Linked DNA regions of Homo sapiens: regions 1 and 2 are each linked to region 3. Evidence: chromatin contacts called from ENCODE Hi-C or POLR2A ChIA-PET data. All regions are on one chromosome and are shown on one strand. Each heading gives the region's core, a stretch centred on a gene start or an enhancer-like site at or near the end of the contact. The rest is flanking DNA. Distances are from core to core; before and after follow the strand shown.

Evidence for each region. A loop is a pair of places that touch in the nucleus more often than their neighbours do. ChIA-PET counts read pairs that join two places held with the same protein, here RNA polymerase II (POLR2A). Pooled maps may share reads with other maps.
Region 1: a pooled map shows a loop between it and region 3 (8-fold over the local background). The contact joins two enhancer-like sites. A Hi-C loop is called at or near these places in 22 of 37 single-sample maps with no recorded cell type and 5 of 50 pooled maps. POLR2A ChIA-PET finds 5 or more read pairs at or near these places in 3 of 52 experiments (GM12878, WTC11 and activated B cell).
Region 2: a loop to region 3 is called in a map with no recorded cell type, with 5 times the contacts of the local background. The contact joins two enhancer-like sites. A Hi-C loop is called at or near these places in 6 of 37 single-sample maps with no recorded cell type and 5 of 50 pooled maps.

Annotation. Positions count from the first base shown.
Region 1 is chr5:56,688,943-56,693,931 of GRCh38, forward strand. No RefSeq gene overlaps it. Among named protein-coding and RNA genes, the nearest start is that of C5orf67, 85 kb to the left of the region's middle. Within about 2 kb of position 3,594, at least 3 of the 41 ENCODE cell types and tissues checked have a DNase peak (open chromatin) inside an H3K27ac peak, as active enhancers do.
Region 2 is chr5:56,145,089-56,150,075 of GRCh38, forward strand. The region is part of intron 6 of ANKRD55 (ankyrin repeat domain 55); the gene reads right to left. It also overlaps the pseudogene RNA5SP184. Among named protein-coding and RNA genes, the nearest start is that of ANKRD55, 86 kb to the right of the region's middle. RefSeq lists a cis regulatory region at 3,382-3,882. Within about 2 kb of position 3,588, at least 4 of the 41 ENCODE cell types and tissues checked have a DNase peak (open chromatin) inside an H3K27ac peak, as active enhancers do.
Region 3 is chr5:56,413,393-56,418,352 of GRCh38, forward strand. No RefSeq gene overlaps it. Among named protein-coding and RNA genes, the nearest start is that of LINC01948, 66 kb to the right of the region's middle. RefSeq lists an enhancer at 1,943-1,992. Within about 2 kb of position 2,084, at least 16 of the 41 ENCODE cell types and tissues checked have a DNase peak (open chromatin) inside an H3K27ac peak, as active enhancers do.

The DNA.
Region 1 (4,989 bases), core at 2,344-4,843, 280 kb after region 3:
CCTGGATTAAACCCTGGCTCTGACCCATAATTTGTGGCAAGCAAGAAAACAAAAACTCTGTAAGCCTCAGTTTTCTTATCTATCAACTGGGAATAATTGCTTTACTCATAGGGTTATTATGAGGAACAGATGAGATAGTGAGGTTGAGTGCCAGCACAGTAGCCAGTACTCAATCAAATATAACTGTAAAACAAAGGGGCAGTTCCTAAGGCCCAAAATGGAGTTTTAGTCAAAAGGAAATAAGGCAAAAGGCCAGTTACAAGATGGAGCAGGCCCTGCAGTGGAGTTGAAAACCCAGGTCACCATGATGACTGTGGACTATAACTTTGGGTTCCAGTTTCTTTGCAAAAACAAGATTGTCCCCCAAGTCCTAGACAAATTGGGCAGCCGTGGCCTTAGCTACAAAGGTTAGAAAGAGCCAAGCAACCATTACCCTGACTGTCTTGGCACAGGTTCAAAGCTGATGATCACTCACCGGGACTTTGAAAGGCCACTTTCCTTTCAATCCACAGGTCCTTCCCAGTATGGTCCTTCAAGAATTATTTCTTTTTTTGTTTTTTCAACTAACCCCTGGTATTTTCCATGTCCAGTGCCACGCTTCTATCCTCATTCTGGGCAGGGGCCTCCCTCCTGTCTAGCTCTCCAGCCATTTAAGTTTCTCCATCCGGCACTGCCCCGGTTTTGCTCTGTTTCCCCATCAGCCTTCATTCTAGACCCTTCACACAGGCAGCTCCCCAGCCCACAGAGTCCAAAAGCAGGCTTTCTTCTCTACCCTTTCTCCCCACTCTCACCCAGTCCCATCCTCTGCCCTACCCACCCATCCCCGACAAGCTAGGATTTCATTATCCTCCAACTGAACCATATAAAGCCTCCATTTAGGAATTCTCATACATATTTTCATGTTAGCAACACCCACCATCTTCCCTGGAAAGTTCCCATTAGCTTTCCCTTAAGCACTCAAAATACAGTGAGACTTCACATTAACATTTTAACACAGAAACCTCTGTCCTGGCTTTTCGGTTCACTGTCATTCAGGGGGAGGGAAGCATTTTACCATACTCTGAGAATCAATTCCTGAGGTGGAAAAATGGGGACATTTTTCTAAACATGTTTGTTTCTGATCTTCCTTGCTGTCCTCCCCCAGCCTCCCATGAAGCTGATATCCCCATCGGATTGGACCTGCACTCTTGGTGAAATGTTGCTGCTGCTGCTGCTGCTGCTGCTCATGAGAGCAGAGAGATTTTTGTGATCTGTTTCTGGCACAGACCAATAGATCTGTTGTTTTCCATGGCCAAAGCTTGAACTTCTAATCTTGTCCAGCCATTTCATAAACTTGGTTATGAGACCTGTCCTACAGGGGACCAAGCAAGAGAACCATTCGAGAGCATCAGTGTGGCTAAAGATCAGCAGGCCCAAGTGGTAGAAGGTGGCCAAGAGGGTACTGACCCATCAGGCAGCATGTCCTACCTACTACCTGTGCTACAGAATCTTGTCTTCTGCTTATTCTCTGCACTCACACAAAGGAACTCAGTGAAAAAAGCAAATAATGATATGTGATCAGTTGCATTCCTGGGTTAGCCAGTATAGGAAGAACATTGCCTTTTTATAGAGATACCAATTCATAGACCATTTTTAAAGCTGAAAGAGAACACAGGGATAACCTCTCCAACTGCCTTTTTTTTTTTTTTTAACAGATGAAGAAATTGAGGTTTTAAGAGATAAATGGACCGACCAAGGATCACAAGAGCTGAACAGGAACTGATCTCCCTCTTTCTGTACTTTTTCCGTTGCACTACACTATTTACAAATATTATTTACAAAATGCATTTTTAAAATATAAGCGTATGATCAGAGACAGAAAGAGGATGTATTGGTAGAATTTTTTCCTTGAAAATTATTTGTAATGCCATAATGTTTTTACAGGCAATATGCATAGCTGAATTGTTCCTGGAGAGTGATAAAGTACTCAGGATCAAAGAAGTTATTTGGTTGCCAGGAAGAAAAAAGGAAGAAAGTAAAGTTGGATAGAGAAAACCAAGATGGGAGGTTTAAATATGTATTGGGGTGAATATCAGATCAAGGAGGGAAGAATAGGGATGAAAAAGGAAACACATAGAAGAAGGATATTAAAGATCAGGAGAGACAAAAACACTTCCAAGAAACCTAAAAAAGTAGTTTCAATGGTAAAGTGTGAGAATCCTTAATGTTAGCAATTTAAAAACCTGTGAGTCCTAGAAAAGGACAATGGGGGAATGATCTCTACTAAGCAGGTGATTTACCTATTTTCTCACTCCATCCTCACAAAACCCCATTAGAGGTTATTATTATACCTATTTTACAGGCAAGAAACTATGTCTCAGAGAAGTTAGCTTGCCTAGGTTCACAAAATGAAAATGTAGTAAAGCCAAGATTCTAATTCAAGATTGTCACCAAAATCCATCCACCAATCTAGAAGTCATGGCTTTCTTTACATCAGTAGATAGTAACACAAGTAATAGTGCAGAGATTAAATCTTTTCTTAGAGTAACGTTTAAAAAGTAACATTAGCATGTCATATTTGTGCCTCTAACATCACAGCCTGGAAATGCTATGTTCTACTAACCTTTACTTTGGGTCAGAAGAAGTTACTGCCAGGCATTACAGGAACTTGGACTTGGGTTTTGGAACAATCAAAGAGTAACTGATGTGGGAAGTCCTTTAATTCTTCCAGTGATAAAAAGATGATTGTACCAAGGGCTCATGTCCCCATTTCCAAGTGAGACAATGTGAGTCCTCACCTGGCAACTATAGTTTATTTTTTCTACCTCATTTTAATTCAGAGTAGGCTTCAGAAGTCCTAGTAAGTATTCAGTTTCATTTCCTTCATTCTTATGTATTTTTTAAAGTTTGGTCATATTTTCAGTATAACTTAGCTCCAAAAATTCTAATAGCACCTCTATTTAAGAATATATCACAAGGTATCCATATGTTGGGGAAATGATAATTGACTAAAAGTTCAAATTCTCTTGATAATTTTCTGTTCCAAGGAAATTGAGTGTGTGTGTGAGTGTGTGTGTAAATACATATATATGGAATATATAGATACTCATTTAGGAGGTACATTTTGCTTTCTCTTAAGATTACAACATAGCTGGAAATTAATTTAATTTTCTTCATCTCTTGTGTGGTTTCTTCTTTTGTTCTACATATTACTTCTTAATCTCCCTACCCGCAAAGGGGTTATAATAGCAAAGTAACTGAACTGATGCCATTTTTGAAGTCCTAACATGACAAAAGAATTTTAACAGTTATCAGAAGTTGATTTGATAGATTTTAATAGATTTAGTTGATTTCAATGGATTATGATTTCAAACGACAGCAAAAAGGGAGTGAGGAGATTGGAAAGGACGAGAACATCAAATTAACAGAATGGAGTTTCCTCAACTGAGATAACTTTTGTTAAAACTTTTTTTAACCCAAAGCTGAATTTACTTTCTATTCATTTCCACACTGAATTATAAACAACACGTTTTGAGGTGTTGTATTTAGATGTTTTTAATTTGGCCAGTCTAATACACAACCTAAAAAGTTTCCATTAGGGTGCGACAACGCCTAAAAACAAAACCAAACAAAACCTTTTCCTGTTCTGCTTAAGGTGGGTGGATCAAAGAATGTTTAGGCAGATAAGAGGGTTTCAGAGGTCGTACAGTCCCAGTTACCCAGAAGATTATAAAGAAGGATTTTTAAAATCATGGCTGTCAAGGGTTTCTTGTCCAAAAAAGCAAGAGAATTCTCCAAACAATTGTTGGTTAATGTCCAACGCAGTTTGCTACATTTCACATCTTCTCTGTCTTCAAAGGCTACAAATTTGAAACTTTACTGGGTAGGAAGGTTTTGAAACTCAAGTTCCATTTATTCTTGGCCAAGCCCAGCCGTCTGGTTCCCAAGATGGGCATGCGAGAGGGTCAAACTGTTGAAATAGTTATTTCCCCATCACCCGAGCTCCCCAGAGGATGAGTTAAAAACAACTTTTAAACAAGTATAGATCTAAAACACAACGAAAAAGGTATTTTGGGTTGTAACAGCCAAGGTCCAAGGTGTCCTGGCTCTGCAGATTGAGCCCCACCTGTCTTTGTGAGTAACTTCTTATTTCCTCCCCAGAGTGGTGGAAAGACATGTTCATTGCCATTTGGAAGCAAGACATAAAAGAAATCACAAAGGGTAAATTAGGACTGCTGCACCACACCGGAACTTAAAGGTTGATTTAATGTTTTTTTGGCTTTGGGGAGTTTTTTTGTTTGTTTTTTTTTGTTGTTGTTGTTGTTTTGTTTGTTTGCTTTTATTATGGTACTCTCTCATAAATATGAACTGAACTTGCCTTTATCAGAGTACAAATAAGAGAGACATTCTGAGATCTTCGGTTTGACTCCTGGGTGAGTCATCCTGCACCCCCACCGCTCGCCCACCAGTCCCCAGGCTGCCATTACATTTGAAAAATAGCAAGCGAAGAATTATCAGAGGGAAAATCTAAACTATAAAGAAAAAACTAGGCCAGGGACAGTGGCTCATGACAGTAATCCCGACACTTTGGGAGGTGGAGCCCAGGAGTTTGAGACCAGCTTGGGCAATATAGTGAGACCCCCATCTCTACAAAACACTTAAAAAAATTAGCCAGGCATGGTAGCACACGCCTGTGGTCCCAGCCACTCAGGAAGCTGAGGCAGCAGGATCACTTGAGCCCAGGAGGTTGAGGCTGCAGTAAGCCATGATCGTGCCACTGCACTCCAGCCTGGGTGACAGAGCGAGATCTTGTCTCAAAAAAATAAATAAATAAAATAAACAAATAAATAAATGAGCAATCTTCCTTTTTGTCCCCTACGCTGCCATACACAACACAGGATTGAAAGTGGATACCTCAATGGTTAATCAACACTCTGACCTCAGTTTACACATGCTCTGGGAAGGAAGCCCCTTTATGAGGAGTGCATTGTGGGAAAACAAGGGGAATGT
Region 2 (4,987 bases), core at 2,338-4,837, 270 kb before region 3:
CATTAATAATAGCGCAGAGCTAATATTTATTGATCTAGAGACCTTTATGAGTTCTTTTATCTATTGTCTCACTTAATCCTCCAAACAAACTTCTGGAGTAAGTACTGTGGTGATGTCTCCTACGTGTTCACCAAGCTGTTTCCTCTTCCCCTAGGGCACACAGTCAAACTACATTCCCCAGCCTCCTTGCAGATAGGTGCAGCCACATGACTGAGTCCTTGCCATTGGAATGTGGACAGAGGAGATGGAAACCTTCCCCAGGCCTGGGCTAGAAAAAAAGCCCATGTGGTCCTCCACATCTTCTTTTTTTCCTCATATATCAACAGAATGCAGAGGAGGACAAGGCTCTGGAAGATGCTGGAATCATGTGATTGAAAAGCCTGGGTTTCTGATCAATGAGGGAGAATAGGACCACCCTGCCAAACAGCACTGGATTATGATATGAGCAAGAAATAGGCCTTTATTGTGTCAGGCTACTGAGATTTCAAGTCGTTTGCTAGAGCAGTTAGCCAGCTCTGATAGGTGCCATTGTACTTCTCATTTAATAGAAGAGGAAGCTGAGCTCTAGAGAAATTCCTGAGTTTGTGAGTAGCATGGAACTGAATCTAGGGTTTAAGGTTTGTGGGACACTAGAATTAGAAAATCCCTTCAACCAGTTCCATATTTTAAATTCCTATATTATGGTTTGCTTTCAAGTTTCAAGTATCATATGACAGTGAACCTCCAGAGATACTCTTGAGGATATTTCAAGAAATTGGTTCCATATGAAAAACAATGCTGGTATAAAAGCAATGGAACTTCTTATTCTTATTCCAATAGCTGAATATTTACTTGGAAATCAGAATACCTCAGTACATTCTAATTGGTCCTCTTCATTTTTAACTGGGCACACTGGGGTTAGAAATCTAACACAAGGGAATTATATTTTAAAATTAAATTATATTTTAAAAATAATGCATGGATAGCCCGTTTCCCAGTTCTTAGTCCCATTTGCTTCATTGCAAATGAAGTGATGAAATGAAGTCATTGGCTTCATCACGAAGTGCCAAAACTTTTCAAGTTACTGGAGCGTAAGTTGCATGAGAGCAGGGCCTTTGTTTGCCAGTCTGAATTCCTAGATCCTAGAATGGTGCCAGGCACATTATAGATGCTGAGTAAACACTTATTAACGGAACGAATGACTTACTATGCTCCACTGATTTTTTTTTTTTTTTGAGATGGAGTTTCGCTCTGTCGCCCAGGCTGGAGTGCAATGGCGCAATTTCGGCTCACTGCAACTGCCACCTCCCAGGTTCAAGGGATTCTCCTACCTCAGCCTCCCAAGTAGCTGAGATTACAGGTGCCCGCCACCACGCCTGCCTAATTTTTGTAGTTTTTAGTAGAGACAGGTTTCACCATGTTGGCCAGGCTGGTCTCGAGCTCCTGACCTTAGCAGCCCACCTCAGCCTCCCAAAATGCTGGGATTACAAGAGTGAACCACTGCACCCGGCCGAATTTCTTCGTAAAAATTTGGCTTTGCTTTTTAAAATCATACACAGAAGAAAGGCAGAACATGACCTCTCCTTTATAGACAATGAACTTGTCTGATATGATCATTGTTACCAACTCATTAGCTGAAACTTGTCAGGATTTTTGATGAGTGCTCCAAACAATCTTGTCCTTTGTACTACTGTACTATCTCACATCCAATTACTAACCAGGCCTAACCCTGCTTAACTTCTGAGGTCAGGTGCGTTCAGGGTGGTTCTGGCCATAGACCACTGCACTGTCAAACGTGAGGTAGATGGCAATGAGTATATGCAGAAGTATGATTTAGAGATGTGGGAATTCAGTGCGAAAATGTGGTTGTGAATTAAACAATGGTAATGCAGTGTTAATTATTGTCTCCTAAATACAGTTTCAGACTTTAAGAGTTATTCTCTTTAAACAACCGCAAGAAACCCCCCCACAAAACCCAACTCTTGCATAGTTTGGTGAAGGGGTGGGGTGGGAGGAGTGCTATCATTTTTCATACACCTACTTGGTGCCAAGAGCTTTGTATATTCTATCTCATAGAATCTTTACATGATCCTAAGGGGTTAGTAGTTTTAAGCCTATTTTACAGGCAAGGAAACTGAAATACAGATTAAGTAATTTGCCTAAGGCCATTGACTGAGTCCATGGTAGAGCTAGGGTTCAATACTTGTTTCTCTGACTCTGGAGAAAAAAATGTTCTTTCCACACATCATGGTGGTAGAATTTCATTTTGGGAATGAGCTCAGATGCTAAAAAATTCCTTTCTTTGTAATTGTAGCTGGATTCAAGGTTGTCTTACTTTCTAAAATGATGGTTCTTACTAGTGTAAGGATTGGTACCCTATATTTTTGTTTCATTTGGCATTGCCTCAAGGGTCCTCCTGAAAGTGCAGTTGGCAAACATTTATTTTTATAAGATATATACACATACATAATACATATTCTCCCACCCAGTTCACCGTCACCACAAAACTTGAGAACATCTTGAAAATAACTGGTGATCCTCTGAATGGCTCCAAATCAAGACCCAAATTACTTCATTACTTTTCTAAATACTTGTGCAATATAAATGGGCTGTGAACACTCAGTCAAGTAAAGGGAAATTTCCTGCCGCTTTTTTTTCTTTTTCTTTTTTTCATTTGGGCTGATGAGAAATAAGAATAAATCCTCTTAGAGTTAATAATGTGAAAACCAAAGCTTTCAAAAGCAGCTCAAAGGCAGCGGTTGGTATTGCACACTTTATTTAGGAACATTTTCCTACAACTGCTTCCTTCTCCTTTCTTCTTCTTCTTTCTTCAACTTCTGTTGGGCCCGCAGAAATTGTAGTTGTCTTATGTTAAAATTCTGGTGACCAGTTAAGGGGCAAACATCAGGCTTAGCAATTGGTATCTGTACTAAGCAGTGACAGAAATCACGATTAAGCTGTGATGCACATAAAGGCAGATGCTGTGGCATATTCAGCATGGTATGCTCCCTGCACTGAGCACACAGTAAGTGTTCAAGAAATGCTTACTGGAAGAATTAATTAGTGAATTGCAGCTTATCAAAGATCACTTGGACTCATAGGGAATATAAAATCAGAGTCTGTTGGATAAGACAGCCATCTGTGTCCAAGTTATGGAGACCTTTCCAACCAGTTACTTCCTGGAGTTTCACTGAGGGATAAACTGAGCCTTCGAAGCATCTAGGAGCTGACAATCTAGCAGTCACTATCAGGCATGTTGCAACAAACACCCAGATGGCCCTGGTGACGGGAGAATTCTACTCTTCTGAAAATCAAAAAGTATTGATTGGCTCAAAGAGTGAGGAGGAACACATATTCAGTTAAAAATATAAGCTCTCCAGAATGTTTTGAGGGGAAATGTTAAGTTTTGGTTGACTTGGGATCTGATTTTAGATTGCTGATAAGACAAAATGTATGTTCTAACTGTTGGGTGCATAGTAGGGTTGCTTTGGAACAGTGTCTTGTGTTGATGAGTAATTCTGCGCCTTGAACCTGTGCCACCACAATTTCAGTTAAAGGCTTACAAGTCCTATCAGCTTCTCAGAACATTTTTTTTTTTTCAAAACCACTTTTGTGTTTTCTGAACCAGAAATCTGCTTTAGTGCTTAGCAGGTTTCATGTTTCAGAACTGTACTTTTAGAGTGTCTCTAGACAACACTGAAAGGCACACAGAGAGAAATGTTGATGTGGCTGGGTGCTTGGTTTGTTCCCCGTCTTGGTTGGCGGTTCGGGGTGGGGTGGTGGAGGGGGAGGGTTAAGAATTATAGCAGGTGTCTGCTGGCTGAGAGGTCAGTAAACAATTCCAGATGCTTTGAAGGATCTAGAATTTCCAGCAGCTTGGCTCTGGTTGACATTTAAAAATTAACATACTTAATCCTCTAATCATATATGATCACCCCCAACAAAAGTGATAGAGGGTCTCCCTTAGATAAAAAATTGGAATTAATATGTACTTTAAAAGTAGATCTAGTTTTAAAAACTAGATGGTGTTACAAGTACAGTAATGAAAGCCATTTTCTTTCATTTTTATTTGAAAAACAATCTTATACATCAGAAAGCTTAGTAAATTAATTCATTGTCTTTGTTTTGGAATTTCCTAAACTGAGTAGATAGACGGTGAGCATCACGATAGCCAAAGACTGTAACTGAAGGCCAAGAATACTCTGAGGTTGGATTTTAGGGCACTAGGAAGGGCTGCTAATAACGACACTCTTTAAAAACTCTCACTTTCTCCCTGTAATAATTATAAGAATAATATGTCTGACATTTTTAAAAAAAGACTTTAGAATGGGAGTTTTCATAATTTAAATCAGACAAGAAAAACAATAAAACGAACTTAGGCCATAGAAGTCTAGGAGCCAATTCTAACAAGAACAAACTTATAAAACAAAGCCTTCAGAATAGAAGCCTAAGTTGATAGATTTAATTTTCAACAAAAAAAGAACATCTACATTCTTCTGCACTAAACTGTGAACTCCATCATAGCAGGGATGAAGCCCACATGAGACATGGCAGGTACTGAACAAATATTTGTTGAATAATTAAAATAAAACAATCTTCCTGTTCCAAGGAGATCACCTTGGGAGGCTATACAATTATTCTACTCATTGCTCAAAATACTTTTGGGAGGTTTTTTTTTGGAAATTGCCACTAGAGCAAGAGCTCTATCCATGGATAGAAATAAGGATGTGTGAGTTTCATCAGAGAAATAATTACATCTTTATTTTCACTAACTTCTTTTTTTTTTTTTTTTGAGACGGAGTCTCATTCTGTCACCCAGGCTGGAGTGCAGTGGCACCATCTCGGCTTACTGCAACCTCCACCTCCTGGGTTCAAGAGATTCTCCTGCCTCAGCCTCTCTAGTAGCTGGGACTACAGGTGCGAGCCACCACGCCCGTTGAATTTTTGTATTTTTAGTAGAGATGGGCGTCACCATATTGGCCAGGCTGGTCTTGAACTCCTAGACCTC
Region 3 (4,960 bases), core at 834-3,333:
GATTAATAAAGATGGGAACACTGGACTCTTCCTGGAGAATTCTGGGTTTTTCTGCATGTTTTTCTAAGATCCATTAAGAAGAGTTATCCAAATCTTGAAAATAAAGAAAAAAGATGAATGCATACCTTTTAATCTGCTTGCCCAAAAGTCATCTGATATTCTAGGGGGAGGTAACATTGTGTGTCTTACTAATTAGGACCCAGACTCTGTAAAGTTTGATGTTATCCCATAGAAAATGTTACATTGCTAAAGACATCTGTCCAGAAAAAAAAAGGGTAACCCCGATGGTTATGGCTTTATTGCCCTGTAGGACATTAACCAGTTTGGTGTCTAACTTTGCACTCTTATTTCAGAATTACTTCCAATGACTATCCACGTGATGGTTGTCATACTCTTCTTTATTCCAGCTTTGTCATTCTGCTTCTTCTCTCGTTGAGTTAAATAAATCTTTGACATCTGCTCACTATATGTTTTATGAGAGTTAAGTTTTTAACTTAAAAATAATTATACTTTGACAAATCTTAGAAGTCGACTTGGTGTAATAGGTTTAATTTGCTGATTAACAAAGATGGCTTATGATGTATCTTTGTTAATATTAAGAACCTGAAAATCTTGCAATTAGCATTCATAATTTTATACAGTGTATTTTATACACTTCTCTGCATAAGAACACTGATAAGAAATAACTAAGAGGAACCGGCATTTTGTAAACCATTGAGTGAGTTTTGAATAAGGTTAGCGACAGAACCAAATAATTTTTTAATTTGCAAGAAATGTTCTGCTACTCTGCAGAACTGTTCTTCCCTGCACCCATCTAATTGTGAAATTCTTGCAAGGCTTCAAGTCAGGAAGCATTTCAAATAGAAAGAGGAACTTTAAAAAATGTGCCCCTGGGGAAAGATTTTCCCCCTTCTCCTCCCCGAAAAGGACTCATAATTCATTTCAGCTGCTTTGTATTTTCATGGCATCATTTTTTTAAATAGCAATAGAAAATTGAGACTTTATGGGAGAGGCATCAAATATAGGGCTAAATGTTATTTTGTCTTGGTAAGGCCTAGCACAGGATTTTATTAGCTGCTGATATTTTGTGGGAATCCTGAAATATCTAAATTAATTGTCTTCTTTAAACATTTTTTTTTTTTTCTGAGACAGGGTCTTGCTCTGTCTTCCAAGCTGGAGTGCAGTGGTGTGATCATGGCTTACTGCAGCTTTGACCTCCTAGGCTCAGATGATCCTCTGGCCTCAGTCTCCTGAGTAGCTGGGACCAGAGGCATGCACCATTACACTCAGCTACATTTTAAAATATTTTTTGTAGAAACATGTTTTTGCTATGTTGCCCAGGCTGATTTTGAACTCCTGAGCTAAAGCAATCCTACCACCTAGGATTTTCAAAGTGCTGGGATTACAGGCATGAGCCACTATGCCACCGCGCCAGTACATGGATCTCTGTACTTGCCTGGGCAAGGGGGTGAGAATCTGTCTCTACAAAAAAAGTTTTTAAAAATTAGCTGGATGCAGTAGCACACACCTGTAGTTCCAACTACTCAGGAGGCTGAGGAAGGAGGATCCCTACAGCCCAGGAGCTCGAGGCTACAGTGAGCTATGATTATGCCACTGCACTCTAGCCTGAGCCACAGAGCAAGACCCTGTTTCTAAAAAAAAAAAAAAGATATTGGGGTCAACCATCACTCCTAGTCTCTCCATGCATGAGAAACTTCACCTCTAATATAACTCCTTATAGTAGGTTCTCCGACACAAAGTAGTTCTTCAGTAAAGAAAGCCAGTTGCCTTTGCCCCGTGGCTGTCTCACTATGGACCTTTGCCGCCTGTGCTATCCGAAATCCTCTGATGCTCTTTAGTCACTCTGGTTTAGCCTCCTGCTATTAAGGCTGACTGTCCCCAAACCCACAGTAATGAAATATTGGTCATTAATATATTGTTAAGTCGTGGCAGCCCCTGCATCAATATTAAATAATTATGGTGTGCTTGAGTGCTTACCATGTCCTAGGTCGCTGACAGGGTATGATCGACCAATAAGACTGAGACAGGAACTACAGCCATCACCCCATTTCCCATGACAAACAGCAGGGCTCTGAGACTGATGAAACTTGCCCCCAGGAGAAAAGAGGAAGCAGCAATTGGGCCACGCCTCTCTACAGAGTTCTTCCAGTTGTTGACTCTAAACTTCTCACCCCCAAGAAAGTTTCACAGAGAAGTAGATTGCACAGTCTTAACACCAGCCTGAGCCTTGGGTCCAGCTTCTTATCTGCAGTCCAGTCTACTTCTCAGGAATGTCTTTCTAGGCCATTGTTTACATTATTTCAAAACCAAGGAGCTATGAAATTTCTGAGAGTCCTAAGCCTGGAACCTAAAGATTGCAATTCAAGGCCAGAATTTGCCTTGTTGTCACTGTCAACTCACTCTTCTCTTTATTATCTGCTAGCTTTGAGGGCTTTTGAATTCTTAAGACACATCTTAACTCTTTTCTTGGAGCTTTTAACATTTTCAGATTTTTAAAAATAGTTTTGTTCTTTCTTTGTCCTTAGATATCTAGTAATGCTTTCTCAGACTCGGTCAAGTTAACTCTTCTGGGATTTCATTGTTTTAACTGGCACACTGTGGGAGGTCAGTGTGTGTGTGTGTGTGTGTGTGTGTGTGTGTGTGTGTGTGTGTATGTATAAAACAGACATCAAAGGTTTCAGGAATTATTGGTCCTGTCAAAATTCTGAGTAGCTCAGCTCATATTTACTCATGCACCTTACTCTTCCAGCTCGTCTGCACTTCTTCCTTCTGGTTCTTATGTTGGCAGGTGTATTAGTAAGGGTTCCCTGGAGGGACATAACTAATAGGATATTATATATATAAAGGGGAGTTTATTAAGTATTAACTAACATGATCATAAGGTCCCACAATAGGCTATTTGCAAGCTTGAGGAGCAAGGAGGGCCAGTCCCAGTCTCAAAACTGAAGAACTTGGAGTCCAGTGTTTGATGGCAGGAAGCATCCAGCACGGGAGAAAGATGTAGGCTGGGAGGCTAGGCCAGTCTTGCCTTTTCACGTTTTTCTGTCTGCTTAGCCAGACAGAAAATTAGCCAGCAGCTGATTAGATTGTGACCACCAGATTAAGGGTGGGTCTGCCTTCCCCAGTCCACTGACTCAAATGTTAATCTCCTTTGGCAACACCCTCGTAGACACACCCAGGATCAATACTTTGCATTCTTCAATCCAATCAAGTTGACATTCAGTATTAACCATCACAGCAGGGCAAGAGAACACACAACATGATATTATCACAATATTTTTACCACAGCAAACTTAAGGTACCCCATCCACACAGATGCCTGTCAAAATAAAACAGAAAAGGGAATAGGAAGCAGGGGATGAGGAGTTAATTTCTTTTAGACTTGCTGCTTGAACTTATTCAGACTCCTCTTAGATCTGGAGCTGACATTTTTGTGACATTCTTTTCTCATAGACCATTTTTTCTACTGAGAGCTGACTTGGAGTCAAGAAAGGAAGAACAAACTAGTACTTAAATGAAATAGGATACATTTGAATAGGTCTTTTAATTTTTCCAAGTATTTAATCTCTGTTAGCTATATTCTTGTGGCGTCCATATGAAGAGATAAGTAGCAAATTTTAAAGAATTTCTACTGAAGTTAGAAAACTGAGTTCATCTAATCTTTTTATGCATCTCTATAATTTAGGAGATTGATGCTCAGAAATGATTATAATTGTTCTAGTGGAGGTGCCAGCTACTGTGCCCATAGAAGGATCTATCTGTAACTAAATTCCTTGGTATGGCCACGAATGGTAAATCTCACCTTTCTTGAGGCCCCTCTTAGCATCAGTTTCCCTGAGCTTCCCTGCCTTTCTCACCTTTCTTCCTTTGTCAAAATAAGATGATATTTTTCTAGATCCATTTATTCATCCAACTAAATATCTCCTCTGAGATGCCTATGTAACCTGTACAACAAAAAGAGCATATTGAATGAGCCCGATGAATGAGGCATCTGAAATCCTACAATTAAAAAAAAAAAGGAAGAAAAAATTAGAAGTATCTTTCCTAAAAGAAAGTCAGACATAAAAGTTGTGGTTTTTTGTTTTGTTTTTTGTTGTTGTTGTTGTTGTTTGTTTGTTTAACCTGTCCTGAAATGTTGGCAAGGTCCTATATCATAAAGTCTCTGCTTGATACATAAAATGTTTGGAGCAATCGGAATTGGTTTCGATTTTTCTCAGGGGATTATGACCCCAAGAAAGTAGGAAAACCTCTGCTGTGTATATTTACTCTCGATGAAACTCCATTTCCATATCCTGTCTTCCTATGCCCTATTCCATCTCAGTTTATTATTCAAATTCTGCCTGCTTTCATTCATTCAACAAAAATTGTTGAGTGGATATTACATGCTAGAAAGTGTTTGATATGTTCCCAACCATCTGAGCTGGCCATTCTTCCACTGGGTAAGAGGAACTCAGGAGTCTGAAACCCCTTGGAGGTAAAATTAAGGAAAAAAGATCAGAAAATACGTTTTTGAATAATAAAGTTGTTTTTTTTTTTACAAATGTTTTGTGGTTGTTTCAAAATGTCTTCATATTTACTTAGCATTTTCATAGATTACAAAGGAACTTCATAAATACTCTAACTACAACGTCCACTCCTAGGGTGTGGATAGTTTCAGTAGCCTTCCTCACTATGAGCTTGAGTGTAGAGACTGTGTTTTATTATGTTTATGTCTCTAGAATTTGGCCCGGGGTCAAGTAGGGATTAGGCTCTCACTAAGTAATTTTTAAATGAACGTCTTCATATTACATGTATATAAGTTATTTCCTATGCTGGTTTGTAATTGGAGGCTCTTTGCACTATCTCCTTTCCAGGTGCACAGCATTGTTCTCATCAGACAATGCATTTGGCTGAATTTTACCCAGGAAAAATGTTAGGTTGAACTTAGAGGACAATCTGG